Regions from separate parts of the Mus musculus genome. Here regions 2 and 3 are each linked to region 1. A link is a contact called in ENCODE Hi-C or POLR2A ChIA-PET data. All regions are on one chromosome and are shown on one strand. The core of a region is the stretch at or near the end of the contact, and the rest is flanking DNA. Distances in the headings are between cores, read along the strand shown. Region 1 holds the start of Padi2 (peptidyl arginine deiminase, type II). Region 2 overlaps Gm13025 (a long non-coding RNA gene). Region 3 holds the start of Rcc2 (regulator of chromosome condensation 2).

Evidence for each region. A loop is a pair of places that touch in the nucleus more often than their neighbours do. ChIA-PET counts read pairs that join two places held with the same protein, here RNA polymerase II (POLR2A).
Region 2: a map of heart shows a loop between it and region 1 (4-fold over the local background). The contact joins the enhancer-like site here to the promoter of Padi2 in region 1. A Hi-C loop is called at or near these places in 6 of 37 maps with a recorded cell type or tissue (heart and left cerebral cortex). POLR2A ChIA-PET finds 5 or more read pairs at or near these places in 2 of 5 experiments (Patski and embryonic stem cell).
Region 3: a loop to region 1 is called in a map of v-Abl transformed pro-B cells, with 2.1 times the contacts of the local background. The contact joins the promoter of Rcc2 here to the promoter of Padi2 in region 1. A Hi-C loop is called at or near these places in 1 of 37 maps with a recorded cell type or tissue (v-Abl transformed pro-B cells). POLR2A ChIA-PET finds 5 or more read pairs at or near these places in 1 of 5 experiments (embryonic stem cell).

Annotation. Positions count from the first base shown.
Region 1 is chr4:140,904,567-140,909,697 of GRCm38, forward strand. It overlaps Padi2 (peptidyl arginine deiminase, type II), which reads left to right and starts at 1,794. Exons shown (of 16, transcript NM_008812.2): 1 at 1,794-1,983. The coding sequence starts at 1,868. Gm46719 (a long non-coding RNA gene) reads right to left here. Exons shown (of 2, transcript XR_001784481.2): 2 at 4,408-4,696.
Region 2 is chr4:140,682,013-140,687,143 of GRCm38, forward strand. Gm13025 (a long non-coding RNA gene) reads left to right here. Exons shown (of 3, transcript XR_001784551.2): 2 at 732-883; 3 at 2,072-4,099. Among named protein-coding and RNA genes, the nearest start is that of Gm13025, 4.8 kb to the left of the region's middle. Within about 2 kb of position 2,464, at least 1 of the 3 ENCODE cell types and tissues checked has a DNase peak (open chromatin) inside an H3K27ac peak, as active enhancers do; it is heart, where a contact is called at or near this core.
Region 3 is chr4:140,698,913-140,704,043 of GRCm38, forward strand. It overlaps Rcc2 (regulator of chromosome condensation 2), which reads left to right and starts at 2,561. Exons shown (of 13, transcript NM_173867.5): 1 at 2,561-2,738; 2 at 3,235-3,523. The coding sequence starts at 3,245.

The DNA.
Region 1 (5,131 bases), core at 544-3,043:
TACTCTGCCAGCATTTTCTGAATATTGTCTCATTTAATATCAGTTTGTACCTTCCATTATGCTGAGAGATTACCTATAAGCTCTCTCGAGGCAGGCAAGCCACCCTTACCCTGTGTCCCCACCCAGGTTCCTGCACTGCTACTGTCAGGAGCTATGCACCCCTAGGTTAGTTCTGACAGCGTTCCTGGAAAGATAAAATAATTTAATTCTAATGCTTTGGGAAGTATCATTTGGGGGCAGTGTGGGGCACAGAAACCACGTAACTAATGAGTGCACCACACACCGCCGTCGTTTCTGCCCAGCTGGGTAACCACAGCCTTTGCCTGATCGCACAACCCTGGCTCTGCTGGGACTCACTTGCTTGACAGGAGACATGGAAGGAGTGAGTGACATACAGGACCGTTCTGCCCGTGTTGGAGGTGGGAACTCTTGCTTGCCTGCAGAGGGGTCCTCAGACCCGAGCCCACCTTAGCAGGGCAGGGGTTCCCAGTCTGGTGCCTCTTGGATTCTTTCCCACAAGCTGCCTCCTGATTGGAGAACGCTCTCCCAGGGACCAATCAGAAGTTAGCAGCTTCTCCCAGGATCTGAACCCCAAGCCTTTCAGGAGACAGTGACCCCTCTGGCTGAGATTCTGGCTCTCTGCTTCTCCACCCACATTCCTCCTAGATCCCTGATACCCAGGAACAGCTGGGGTCTTTACCATCTCCTAATTTGGGCATCTGGAGGAGAAGGATGGAGTCGAGGGCCGCTGGGCGTGCCTGGGCATACCTATGAGCAATGCGTTTAATTCAGTGTGCCCTTTGCTGGGGCTCCCTTCAGTCCCCCTCCCTCTCCAACATTCACCCCTCCACCCGCCCTTCAGTCTCCATTCCCTTAACGAAAAAGCCACTTCCTCAAATTGCATAGCCCCAGGGTTGAGTTCAGAAAGAAAGGGCCTGAGGGTGGGGTTCAGAGTGCTTCAGACCCCACCCTGCCACTAGATGTCACGGTGCACCTTGGCCTTCAGGACCATACATTGACCTCTACCTTGGCACGTCTTTTGGTGTCGCAGGCTGGAGCCCTAATCCTCTGCCCCGTCAGCCCATTGTCCTTCAACCAGGCACATCCTCCCAGCCACCGGGAGCCACCCAAATCTCCATCCATAAACACCACACAGATCAGTCCTCTCCTCGCCAGTCCTCTCACGCCCCATCCGGGGTCTTCACTACTGGCTCCAGCTCAGTATGCTCAACGCTGTCTGGGGCAGCCAGAATGCACTCCCAGATAGCCCCATTCCAGGCTCATGCTGTCGCTCTCATGCCTGGGCTTAGCATTCTGGTCCCTGCCAGGGCCACAGTTCCCCCCACTCCACCCCACTCCCTATTTCTCATGGCAATGTGGATCTAATATGGGGGGTGTCCAGCTTCCAGAAGGTGTTCAGGAGGCTCCTCTCCACCCCCTGGTGTTGCCAAGATCTTTAAGAAGCCTCAGGGTTTCCTCTGAGAAGCATTCTCCGGCCCCAGACTGGCTTTGGTTGCCACCTATTCACTCCTGCCCTGTCCCTTCGGCTACTCCTGCTCGCACTTTCTGCCCCTCGGAGCTGGAGGTGAGGGGGAGCGTCCAGAAAGGGGAATTTACTGAATAAAAGAATGAACAAGCCAAACACGGAAAACAGGAATTGACAACTTGCGGGCAGAGGGGCTTGGAGGGCGGGGCCAGGCTTGACGGACGGGTTTGCAGATCCAATCCAAGAGGAGTCCGGCGGGAAGCCCCGCCCACGCCCCGCCCCCGGCTGCTGCTTAAGGCCGCCGGCTGCTCGGCAGCGAGCGCAGGCGCAGCAGCGGAGGGCTTACCTGCAGCAGGTGCTTATTCCTGGGAGCAGCACGGAATGCAGCCGCCTATACGGGAAAATATGCTGCGGGAACGGACCGTGCGGCTGCAGTATGGGAGCCGCGTGGAGGCGGTGTACGTGCTGGGCACGCAGCTCTGGACCGATGTCTACAGGTGAGCCGAGAGAGAGTTACCCTCTCACCTACCCTTCACAAATCTTGAGACCCTGGACCTGGCTCCAGTATCCAGGTTGCCCCTCAATTCGAGATCCTCAGAAATCCAGAGAGAGTCCAGGCCAGGATCCACTTCCATGCAATCCTGAGGCCCCTCTAAGACACACAGTTACAGCCCCTGTCACAGCCTCCTCTCTGAGACTACTCCCTAAATCTAGCCTTCTCATGACTGGTCTTTCCAGCCCCTCTCCTGGGTGACTTTAACACACATGGGCTCTCTGTAACACGCCCCTTTCACTCCCCCATTCCTTCTTGGCTGACCTTTCACCCCAGCCCAGCCTCCTCCACCAGTGGACTGCCTACCCCTGCAAGCAGAAACAGCCTGGGATGTGCTGGGGACTGACTTGTCCAAAGGGGAACTGCCCACGTGGAATCTGGCCTGGTACTTATCCGATTTCACCCTCCGGGGGGTTGCTGGTGGTTGCCTGTCCCGGGGCACTGGCTGTGAGCTGTGTCCCCAAATACCTTTCCTGACTTCACCCTGAGATCAGAGAGGGGTCACTTTCCACCCGCTATGGCCCTGGGAGCCAGGGCCCGTTTCTTCCCCATTTTCTCTGCCCACACGCTCGCTCGATGGGGGTCAGGGTACCTGAGACAGAAGGCTGAAGGAATCTCGCAGAGTGTGTCCCACAAACCCAGAGAAACTGATAGGGTATAGTGTGGGACCTAGGAAAGGTGCTATGGGGAAGGAGTAGTCTGAGCAGCCTGAGAGGCCACACTGAAGCCACCATCTGCTCCGAGCACTCTCAGTGTTCTGCCTTGCGAGGGAGGAAGGGCTTCATGCTGGAGGGAGGGGCATGCCAGATTCTGTGCCTGTACATCCTCTATGGGCCGTGTTCCCAGACCATTCTGACACTAAAGCGCCTGACTCTCCCGAGCCTCCCAAAGCCCACCTAAGCACCCCCTCATGCTCTTCTGCCCGCTCTCCAGCTCCTTCCCACTGCTCGGCCACTTCACAGGAGGCCCCGGTTCCCGCTGGTCTCAGCAAGCCTAAGACGGGGCCCCTCTCTGCTCCTTTAGCCCTTAAGCCTCAGCCCCAGCCTCCACTTCACCTGGGCCTGGACTTCAGTGGGCCTTCATATAGACCCCAAAGCAGGATTATAACACAGGGGTGGGGTGTGGTCTAGGCGCCAGTGGCCTGGGAGGGTGCCCATCTCTCCCCACTCCCTGCTCTGAACTGGGCATTGCCAAGGGGTAAGCCAGGATCCTGGGCCCTAAGCCACAGTTGTCACCATGCCTGTCAGCTTGCCTGCCGGGGCACTGTGGGGACTCTCTGAAAGACTGGCATGCTGCCTCTGCTGGGGGCTAAGGAAGAAAGGGGGTCTGTGCCTAAGTCCTTGTCCTTGCTCCACCTAAGCAGAGAGAGGCCCAGCACAGTGGAGGGCAAGGGGACAGGTGTCCACTAGCCTCAGCCAGGACTCAGTTCACAGAGAGTTCCCCAACACCAAGAGTCAGCACAACCTAGACCATAACCTGCCCAGAGGAAGCTGTACGCAGGCCACCGTTGTCATTGCAAATGTTGTAATAGTCTACCTTTAAAAAAATAAGTTAACCAGACGTGGTGGTACACACCTGCAATCCCTACACACCAGAAGCTGTGGTCCGAGGACCACAAGCCGAAGGCTCATTCATACTACATAGTGAGTTCCAGCTCAGCTGGGGCCGCACAGCATGACCCTGTCTCAGTATACCCCCAACACATGCATGTGTACCTCAAAAAGGAGAAAAAACAGCCCGTAATCCCAGCACTGGGATGGGAGGCAGAGGCAGGAGGATCGCTGTATTATTCAAGACTAGTCTGGTCTACATAGTGAGTTCCAGGACAGCCAAGGCTACACAGAGAGACCTTGTCTCCCACCCCACCTCTAAGAAACACTCATAAAAGTTATTTCTTGTAATTAGTACTGGAAGCTGGGTGTGTGGTGCATGCCTTGAACCCAGCACCTGAGAGGCAGAGGATGTCCACGGATGGAGCCCTGTGAGCTTGAGGCCACGGCAACCTCCCGGCCAGACAGGGCTACCTAATAAGACCCTGCCTGTCTCAGAACAACCAAAAGAAAAGAAAAGGTGGACCTGGAGAAGTGACTTAGAGGGTAAATGTGTCGCTGTTAGCGTGAGGATCTCAGCTTGACCCTCAGGTTCCCATGTAAAAAGCTAGGTGTGGCTGTGTGCTCCTGTGCTCTGTGGGGAGCAGAGACAGAAGGTCGCTGGGGGCTTATCAGCTCGGTTCCAGGGTCAGTGAGAGCCCCTGGCAGAGAGTATCAGCATAGGACACCCAGCATCTTCCCCTGGCATCCATGTCTACTTATCACACCCACCTGCAACACATGCACACACATAAAGCACACACACACACACACACACGTTAGAGAGATGGAATTACTTTAATGCTCATGCAATAGTTTGTTAAGCCCAATGTATCCAAAGTGCCGTCGTTGGAATACGTGATCATGGAAGATAGTTCATGAGAAAGCTGCTGATCTTCGCCTGTGACGCTTTGTGATCCTTAAAGTTCATCTGGAGTGATAGTGAGCTGCTGGTTGCTCTGCAAGGGTCCCACAGTCACCTATGTTGATGGCCACTGTCCCGGATAGCACATGTCTGGACCAGAGACCCAGTATCTCTCTAGGTAATTCTTTGCTGAAGGGACTGTTCTGTAGAGTATAACGTAATGAGTGGTATTCCTGCCTCAGCTTACCCACTGTGAGTCGCAGCCTCACTCCTACACGATATGACAACCAAAAATGCCTCCAGACAATATCAGATGTCCCAGGGAAAGAAAGTCGTGTGTCAAGGGACCTCCTTCATCAGGACATGTCCAGTATCTGTAGGGACAAGCCTCTTCTCAGGTGGAAAGGACCAGAAGGGGTCTTAACACTAGGAAAAGATGCACTGCCCCTCTTGGTCCTGAATGAGACCTGGAAGATGCTTTTTGAGCATCCTGGTCTGCAAACCAAGAAAAAGAGGCTCAGAAAGAGGAATACATTTGCCCGGTGACAACCAGGACACAGGTGTGAGTCATGTACCTCAGAGCTCATGCTTCCCCCTAGCCACCCTCCACCCTGGATGGGAGTCCCCTGCCCCTTGAA
Region 2 (5,131 bases), core at 1,214-3,713, 220 kb before region 1:
CCTTGGTGGCACACATCTTTAATCCCAGTCCTTGGGGAAGCAGAGACAGGCGGATCTCTGTGAGCTTGAGGACAGCCTGCTCTAGAGATTGAGTTCCAGGACAGCCAGGGCTACACATAAACCCTGCCTCAAAAAACAGACAAAACTACACACACACACACACACACACACACACACATATACACACACACACACACACACATAAAAATCAAACTTTTTAAGAATATCTGAAGCAAGTCAACCAAAAAGAAAAGGCCATTAAAGGAACCGCCCGCCCCAAAGTTTCTCCCAATGTTTTGATTGCGTGCTTTCTAGATGTAGACAAAGATGGTCTTTAGCAATTCAAAATAACAAGACTATGTGGCACAACCCTGGAACCTCGCTTTCCCAGAAAGCCCTTAGGAGATTTCTGCAACAATCCAGCTGGGCATCTATCACAAAAGTGAAGACAGGCCAGGAGTGGTGGCACACGCCTTTAATCCCAGCACTTGGGAGGCAGAGGCAGGTGGATTTCTGAGTTCGAGGCCAGCCTGGTCTACAGAGTGAGTTCCAGGACAGCCAGGGTGACACAGAGAAACCCTGTCTCGAAAAAAACGAAAAGAACCAAAAAAACAAAAAAACAAACAAACAAAAAAAGAGTGAGAAGACAGACACCGTTCCTAGGGCTGGACCAGTTGTAGGCCACAGAAGCTCTGGCCACCTTCCCAATCTGTGGCACTGAATCTTCACAGCCTGGAGAGGTCAAGGAGCTTGCCTGAGGTCACACAGAATTCTACACCTGGCAAGATCCAGCCGTGTTCATGCATGTGCAAGTGTGTACCCGTGCAGGTTAGAAGCGGACATCATCAGGCGTCTTCCTCATTGACTCTCTGCCTCATTTAGGGTACGGTATGCATGTGTGTCTTTCTTCCTATTCATATGTGTGAGTGTGTGCACATGCATATGTGTGTAAACTAATGTCAGGTGTCTTTCTCTCTCTCTCTCTCTCTCTCTCTCTCTCTCTTTTTTGGTTTTTCAAAACAGGGTTTCTCTATATAGCCCTGGTTGTCCTGGAACTCACTCTGTAGATCAGGCTGGCCTCGAACTCAGAAAGAAATCCGCCTGCCTCTGCCTCCGGAGTGCTGGGATTAAAGGCGTGCACCACGCCCAGCTTCAGGTGTCTTTTTTAATCATCCCCCAACTTATATCAAGGCAAGGCCACCCACTGGAGCCCCAAGCTCACCAATCCCAATACTCTAACTAGATGTCTCTGTCTCCCAAGAGCTGGGATGACAGGCCAGCCATCCCACCTGCCCAGCATCTGTGTGGGTGATGTTCGGAGATGAGAACTCTGGTCTTCATGTTTCCTTGGTAAGCACTTTACCCACTGAGCCACCCCCCTACCTCCAACCTCTCCTCTTACTTTTTGTATTATTATTATTATATTTATTTATTATATGTAAGTACACTGTAGCTGTCTTCAGACATTCCAGAAGAGGGAGTCAGATCTCATTACAGATGGTTGTGAGCCACCATGTGGTTGCTGGGATTTGAACTCTGGACCTTTGGAAGAGCAGTCGGGTGCTCTTACCCACTGAGCCATCTCACCAGCCCCTCCTCTTACTTTTTGAGACACGTTCTCTCACTGAACACAGAGTCCATCTCTTCAGGGAGCTCCAGGGATCCCCAGTCTCTTGTCTCTCCAATGCTAAGCCTAAAGGCTCAGCGGGCTCCTCCGTGGGTGCCTAGAATCAGATCTCGAGCAGGAGGCAGACGCTTTAGTCCGTGCATGTCCCCACAGAGGCCAGACGTGTCAACTCCCTGGATCTGGCTGCACAGATCAGATCATTGTGAGCTACCCCACCCCCACCCCCCAGGGACAGCAGCAGTGCGTGTCCTTGTCCCTGACTGCTGAGCTCACTAACACCTTGCTGATTTACCTACTTATTTGAGTCAAGGTCTCAATAGGTAGCCCAGGCTAGTCTTCAACTTGAAATCCCCCTGCCTCCACCTCCCAAGAGGAGGGACCACCACCGGCACGCACCCCTAATACCAACTTGTCTCTCTCTCTCTTTTTTTTCCCCTTTCACAGAATGGCATGTTTCTTCATTAACCAAGACATCACTGACATGTTCTTCCCTCTACCGTCCCACAGGGAGCCTGGTAATTCCCACAGACTTCAGGCCCCGCCCCAGAACAATGAGGTCTCTGGGCCCCCAGCAGATAGGAAACACATGGCCACACAGTCTGTTAGATTGTCAGGATCAAAGCAGAACATCTGGTTCTGACCCCCAGAGGGGCCCCAGCCGGAGCGCCAGCTCCTGTACCACAGTGGAAGGTCATTTTTTCCAGCCGTTTCGTGGTTCTCCATCAGGAAGGGAGGGGGGCTGTGATTGCCCCCCACAGAACATCTGTCAATGTCAGGAGATATTTTCGGGTTTTCCAGCTGAAAGGAAGGAGGAACTGCTGACATCTGTGAGGTGGGGGCCCCCCCCCCCGGGGCTAGCGCTGAGCCAGCTGCGGTTGCTCATGTCAAACAGCAGCTCTGCCCAAACTGATCTGGGGAAACTGAGGGGGTCCCTCCTGGGGTTCCTAGCTTCATTAATAAACGGATTTAAGAATGAACTCAATTGGAGACACAAGGACAATTTTATTAGAGTCTAAAAGAAAACCCCCAGGGCGGGCAGGCTGTAAACCTCCGCAGCTGCCCAGAGGAGGAGAGCACAGAAAGGGAACTGGGACCATGCCATTTAAGCTGGGACGGAAGTCAGACACGTGGCTAGCAAGCGGCCACATGGTGCCAAGGGAGGCTTTGGAGAAAGTGTAAGGAAGGCCGGAATGTCAGAGGGAACCCCCAAAACCTGGCTTAAAAAAGAGATAGGAGAAAGGATAAACTTACGCTTGCTAAATAAACAAATTTACCAGATTAAGTGGCTGCAATAAATGGGCTTCCCCACTAGGGACAGGGCTTCTGGGAGGAGACCATAGTATCTCAGTAATTCCTTCTGCCTGTCTCTTCCCAGGACCCCACTGTCCTAGGAATGGCCCTTAGGGAAAGTGAATGACCCGCCTCCACCCCACCCCGAGCCACAGATTCCATTCTCTGGACCAGTAGTAGGTTCAAGTTCAAGTTAGTGCAAAGGACTGGGAAATGACACTTGGGAAGGTGACGTTGGCCTGTATAGTCACAGGACAAAAGGCAAGTCGTGAATCATTGCACATTATAGAGGGGGTGGGGGATGGGGGAGTGGGATGTGGCTCAACCGCTCACCTAGTACACAAAGCCAGAGGTTCAGTCCCCAGCACTGCATGTGGGCGTGCCTGCCATGCTATTGCTCAGAAAACCGAAGGATCAGTTCAAGGTCACCCTCACCTGGGTCGTGAGTTCTAAACCAGCCTGAGATACATGAAACCCTGTCCCAAAGCAAAACTAGAATGCATTGGCCGTGCCTTCAGGTAGACAAACCATAGCAGCTGAAGGAAATGCTGAGCTGAACTCACAGAAATCCACCTGCCTCTGAGTGCCCGGATTAAAGTCCCGGGCAACCATGACTGGTTCCCTGGTTTTGAGACATAATCCAGACTAGCCTTACACGCTCCGTGTGACCAAAGATGCTGTAGAATTTCTGATCCTCCTGCCTCCACCTTCCAAGATGAGATTGCAGGTGTGTGTGTCGATTCCTGCTTTATAAAGTGCCAGGCCGAAGCATTGGCTTCCTGAAGGCTGCAGGCAAGCACAGCTCCCTGCTTTCAAAAACCTATCGAATCAAAGTCTTAGCTTAAGGGTTGATGGAAGCTGCATCCTTGTGTGTCAAGAATGTCTTCTAAAAGTCAAGAGGATGTCAGGTCATACAAGAGGTGGATCGAAAATGGTTACTACGGGAGACTGAAGACAACTGGGATGATGCACTCGTGACCTACACCCTTCATCTCTCTGGAAGTGTCATGTTCTACACAGCCAAGGTCAAGAGAGCTGCAGATCCTCAAAGACAAATGTAGCCTCTTCAGAGAACATCAGTTCCATTTACACAGCACAGAGGGTGATCGTGCCAGAGAGGATGGCCCGGCTGTGTGTGTATGCATGTGTCTCTGTGTGTGCATGTGTCTGTGTGTGTCTGTGCATGGGTGTGTACGTATGTATGTCTCTGTGCGTCTGTCTGCACGAGTGTGTAAGAGTGTGTATATGTGCTGGGCAGTGGTGGCGCACGCCTTTAATCCCAGCACTTGGGAGGCAGAGGCTGGCAGATTTCTGAGTTCGAGGCCAGCCTGGTCTACAGAGTGAGTTCCAGGACAGCCAGGGCTACACAGAGAAACCCTGTCTCGAAAAACCAAAAAAAAAAAAAAAAAAGAGTGTGTATCTGTGCATGTAGAGTGGTGTTATGTATGTTGCGTATACATGGGCATGTATATGTATTTATGTGTGCACATGCATATGTATTTGTGTGTGTGCATGAGTGTGGGGTATGTATATATATTTGTGTGCATGTGTCTGTTTCTACATGTGTATGTATGTGTATATGCATGTGTGTATATGTGTATCTGCATAGGTGTGGGGTGTATGTATACATATGTGTATGTGTGCACAGATGTGTATATGTATGTGTGTGCATGTGTGTGTATATGTGTACATGCATATGTTTGTGTCTCTATGTATGTGTCTGTGTGTTTCTGTGAGTGTCTGTGTGTGTGCATCTGTATATGTGTGTGTCTCTGTGTAGGGGTGTGTGTAACATAGTGTAGAGTGTGTGTATTTGACTGCATGGTGTAGGGGATGTGTGTGTATGCATGTGTATGTATATATATGTGCATTTCTATGTGTGTATGTATGTATGCATGTATGTATGTATGTGTGCCTCTGTGCATGGGTGTTGGTGAAGAGTCAGAGGACAGCTCGTTGGTTCTCTTTCCATCTTGCAGGTCCTGGGGAATAAACTAAGATGCAGTGCAAAAGAAATGTCAGTCAAGGATGAGCTGCTGGGGGGGGGGGAGGGATACTCAGGGCTTCCTGGGAATTCTGGTGCCACGCAACCTCATTCCCTTCTCTTCACGGTTCTTTCCTCACTCAACAGTTATCAGCTGTTGTGCCCTGTGTCAGTTAGCATGTAATGGGCTGTCCGGACTTACTGGCCTTCATCACGCTGGATCCATCTTG
Region 3 (5,131 bases), core at 1,311-3,810, 200 kb before region 1:
TCCCAGGTTCCTGGTTCACAGCGTAGATAGTTTGTGAATCCTCCTGTCATGGTCCAGTTACCCAGACCATCAGAATTCATCTCTGGAGCTGAGAGTGTGCATCTGTGGTGGATAGAGTGCTTGCCTAGCATGTAAGAAACCCCAGCTTTGACTCCCAGCATCTTATATACGGTGGTACATGTTTGCAATCTCCGAATTCCAGAGGTCAGGCTGGTGAATCAAAAAACTCAAGGTATATTATATGAGACCAGAGACTCCTTGGACTACAAGTGGAACTTTCTGTGGTCCAGCTGGATGGACCACAGCTCTGGGAAGGACCCTGGTTGCCGCCGAGTTTAACTTTTATTAAGGAGCAGCAGAGGAGACTAACAGTAAGATGGCCCATATTTCCATGTACAAACGGAAGCCGGGCATTTGTGCTCAGATAGAATTTGCTCTCTCTTCTCTTCTTTCTTCTGTCCCGAGCAGACGCTCAATTAAAATGAAGTAAAAAGCCCAAGCACAAGTGTATGTTGGAGGGAGCACTCCCTGCATGGCCCGTAGGTGCACCTCACTCTGTCACATTGGTTACATAAGGTGAACAGCAGCCTACATGTTCGCCTTTTCGTGTGTGCGCCCGCACCCCCATCTCAACCAGGGGCATCACTCGGGCTTTCCCTGGGTCTGAAATAGTGAGGCATGGAGTGGCAGAGAACACTTTTCCCATCCGACGAGGAGGGCTGGTTAGTGGGTGTTATCCTCTGAGTGCTCTTCTTCCTTAGCACAGCCTCAGGAAAAACCAGTTTTGGAAGCACCACACCTTGGGTCAGATGATGCAACGTGATATTAGCGTCGGGTTGCATCAGCGGTTCTGACGCATGTGCCTTTTACGCCGGCAGAAAGCCGTATAATGGGGCAGGAGAAAGAGAGAGAGACTCGCTGCCTAAAAACCTTTTAAAGGCACCCTCAGCGTTTCTAATTGGCCACACAGGGTGTTGTCGGGAGGATAACCGCCCAACCAGCCACCACCCCCGGACAAGCTCCGGCGTGCCATTTCCTGAAACCCGGACCTGACGGCACACTTAGGCAGAATTCTTTTCTAGTTGGTTCTAATGTTTTATATCAAAGCATCACGGCTTAATCTCTTCAATCTTTTCGAATGCCAGGTCTATTAAGAGGCTTTCAGACGGTGCTTCTAATATCCCTGAAACGCACCAGTTGGTGCTCATTTTCTGAGTTGTTTTACATAAGTGCTTCCACCCAGGCTGGTGACTTTGATCAAATAACTTAGATTTGGTTCTCCAGGATTCTCCGCCTGCCTTCAAACGTTTGGTCCTGTGCACCCTCCCCCCGCCCCCATCCCGCTTCTTGATGTAATTAAGAACGAACTGCAAAGACCCTAGAAACTCTCTCTAGTCAACCAAGGAAGTTGCCAAAAAAGAAACTTTCAGTGTTAACTCGGGCGCTCGAGAGAGAGAGAGAGAAGTAGGAGGATCAGGTTCAATGTCAGCCTGGGCTACACGGTCAGTTTCAGGCCAGCCTGGGCTACATGAGACGGAAACAAAACCCCAAAGAAAAACATTTGTCAGAAGAGAAAGTGACACTGAGATGCAAACCTTCCCCTAGTTCCAACCAAGCCGATCGTGCACGTGGCTTGTCGGGTCCTGTGAGGGGGGCCCTGTCGACTCCTCAGCCTTGACCCCAGCACCTCTGGCCACTTCTCTTCCCGGATTCCTAGACCCTGCACTGTCCCACGGGGTAGGGGAAAGGTTTCCTCTCCCACTTCTGCCAGGTCAGATTCTTTACAATTTTAAAACTCAGCTCTCCCAGGGAACGCCTTCCTTGATCCTGGAACCCGGTAAGTACCATGCTTTCAGTAATTTCTTAATCTTTCCTCTTACTTCGCCTTCCAACTGGGCAGAGATCTTGTTCTCCAGGTCTGTATTCTAAGCTTCTAGCACCTTTGCATCTAGTCTTGCTTGTACTGAGGCGCGGTAAATACGTTTTTAAAATGAAGAAAATTCCCATCACAAGTACTTTCAAGTCCACCTATGCTAATTACTAATTTCATAGTACGTCCCCCAGCTAATTACTAATTTCATACTACACCAAACCTTTATGTAACTTGATCATTCTAACAGCACCCGGCTGCACACTCTGGACGCATCCACGACGTATCAAATCTACCCTGAGTCTGCACAGGAGAAAGTTACTCAAATTGTGTTCATTTTTCATTCCCATCACTCAATTAGGGCACGTCCCTCGCTGGCTGCTGCGTGAGCAAAGCAACTATTTTCCAGCGAGTGTCCTCAGGTGACCTGTCTAGACGCTCAGGGGGAAAAAACAAGAGAATCTGACACTCTCCCGAGCCCCGAAGACGCCTTGTGACGCGCAGGCCGCGCTGCGTGCAAGGGCGTGCGGAGCGCGCAAGCGGCGGGGCCCAGCGGGGCCTGCGGCGTGGCGCCGGGCGTCCGGGACGCAGGCTCGGGTGGGCGGCCCGGCTGGGCGGTGGGGTCCTCCGGCCGGTAGGGGGCGCGCGCACCCGGGGCCCCTCGCCGCCCGCCGCGCGCGCGCTCGCTTGCCGCCCGGCCGCACATGTGTTTCTGTTTTGTGTTGTAGCATTTGTTCTGGAAGCTCGTATTTACATTTTAAGTGTATCTGGTGAGTGGGCTGGAGCCCTCGTCCCGGCCGGGGAGAGAAGAAGCCTTCGACCCCGTCTTTCAGTCGCTTCCCTCCTCGTTTCTCATCACTCCAACCAGGTAGGGGCTGGAAACCGTCTGGGACCAGTTTGCAGGGTCTGGGAAAGTTTTTTTTTTTTCCTCTTTTTTTTTCTCCTCTCCCTCCCCCTTCCCCCCCGAGAAAGGTTAAAAAAAAAAAAAAAGACGCTGGGGAAGGGGGGGTTGGGGGACGGAATGAATAAGAAGGGGAAGGAAGGCGGATCCACGTGGTTTAATCGGAGACAGACAGAGATCCCATTGTTCAAAATCAATAAAAAAAAAAAAAAAAAAAAAAAGCAGACGGGGCGAGCGCCGGGCCGCGGGGGCCGGGCTGGGGCCCCACGAAAGTTCCTCTTTTCGCGCGTGCTCGCAGGTGCTTGGGGCCCGGCCGGGGTACAGGGGGGGGTCCCCGCGTGGCGCGCGGCGTGGGGAGGGGCGAGGGAGCAGCAGGTGGGGCGGCCCACGCCGCGCCGCGCGTCCCCTCCCCCGCCCCGCAGCCCGCCCCGTGTGCATTGTGCGCCCCGTGTGTCTCCCGCAGCCCGGCGACCATGCCCAGGAAGAAGGGGGCGGCCTGGGAGGAGCCGAGTTCGGGCAACGGCACGGCGCGCGCGGGGCCCCGGCGACGCGGCGGCCCCGCGGGCAGGAAGCGCGAGCGGCCCGAGCGCTGCAGCAGCAGCAGCGGCGGCGGCAGCAGCGGCGACGAGGACGGCCCGGAGCTGGACGGGGCCCCCGGCGGCGGCAAGCGCACAGCCAGGCCGGCGACGGCGGGCAAGGCGGCCGGCGCGGCCGCGATCATCACGGAGCCCGAGCACACGAAGGAGCGCGTCGTGAGTGGGGCGGGGGCGGTTGGCGGTTTTGGGGGGGAGGGGCGCCGTGGGGTCACGCCCCGCCCCTCCCCCACGCCGCGCGGGGGAACTCCGGGGAGCCAGTCCCGGGCCGGGGGAGGGGGGGGACCGGGTGTGCGCGGCCACGCGGGGGCTGTCAGTCCCTCCTTCCCCCCCGTGCGTCCACCCCCCTCCTCCCCCCCACCCCCGCGTCTCTTCCTCCCCCCGAGGGGGGAGGGCAGTCCGCGGGGAGCAGCCGGCTCGCGCCGGGGCTTTGAGGTTCCCGCCGCTGCGGCTCGGGCGCCCCGGGGGGGCGGGGCCTGGCGCGCGGCGCGCATGCTCCGTGTTAGCCCGGCGCGGTCGGCCCGGCCGGTGCGCGCGGGGCATGGTGGGGGCCCGCGCGGCGCGGCCGTGAGCGCGCATGCTCCTCGGAGGCCCTCCCCACCCCGGGGCTCCCCTCCCACCCGCGACCCCCCGCGGAGCGGCGCTGGGCTTTGTCTGCCTCGGGTCCTCGCGGCGTGGGGGCCAGTGGGGTCGGTGCTCCCCTGAGGCTCCGGTCTGGGCCGTGGAACTTGAGCTTTCGCGGGGGCGGGGGTGGTGGTGGAGAGGAAGCCCCGCAGAGCCGGGCCCAGGGTCCGCTTGAGTCTCCGCCAGAACTTTGTAAAAGCAAGTTTTCGGTGATACACCCCTCTACCCCCTCCGCCTCTGTGTCCCGGAGATCACGTTCTCTGTTAACTCTAAGAAAGAGATGGAGCTTGACCCTCGGGAGAGTGTTGCCCATGTTCCCAAGGGTGTTCTGCAAAAGGTGGCAAGGGCACACTAAGAGGGGTAGAAGAGTCCTAACCATCTTGCAGTAGAAGAAAGGTTCCCGCTAGGCATGCAGAGGGGCCCTGCATGAGGTAGGCTCGCCAGGTAGACCGGTCTTAGCCAGAGTATTGGAAGGGTAACTCACAAGCTGCTCTATTTATTGCCTAGTGGGTTTGGACAAGGCTAAGAAGTTGGGCATGATAGGGTCTTTTCTCTGCTGCATCGGGTTGTCCTGAAGTTTAGGAAAGCCATGTGGAGTTGGATTATTTTGTGAGTAGGAAAAAAAAAATCAGTAAGACAATGACTGCTCGTAGGGGTGGCAGAGGGAAGGCATTTATTGTGGATTAAACAGAGACACAGGCAGGGACATCAGAGAAGTCTGACCCTTGGGGGGAGTGAGGATAGGAACCAGGTGCAGGAGCCGCCCGAGTAAAAGAGGGGACCAAAATGGTCGGGTTATATAGAGAAGAGTAGGTAGGGGGAGAGGGTAGCTTAGCCTGTGGGCTGGATTAAGTTTAGGGTAAGGGGCGGGGGTATATCTGCCTGGAGTGTCCGGTAACAGGTACTGTGAGGGATGCCGGGAGATCCTAGTTACCAGTTCTGCTTTGATATGTTAAATAGTCCCCTCCGCTCTTTGTCCTGGTTTTGAGACTTCTGCCAGGGCCTGGTGAGTTCCAGGGTCTGCAGGCTGTTAACCCTCTCAGGGATGCACGTGAGTGGAGTGGAGGAGGGGCTCAGAGGCCTCTATCTCCAAGGGTCTTGTATCAGAATTGGCACCTTGTGTGCTATGAGGAGATGCCATGT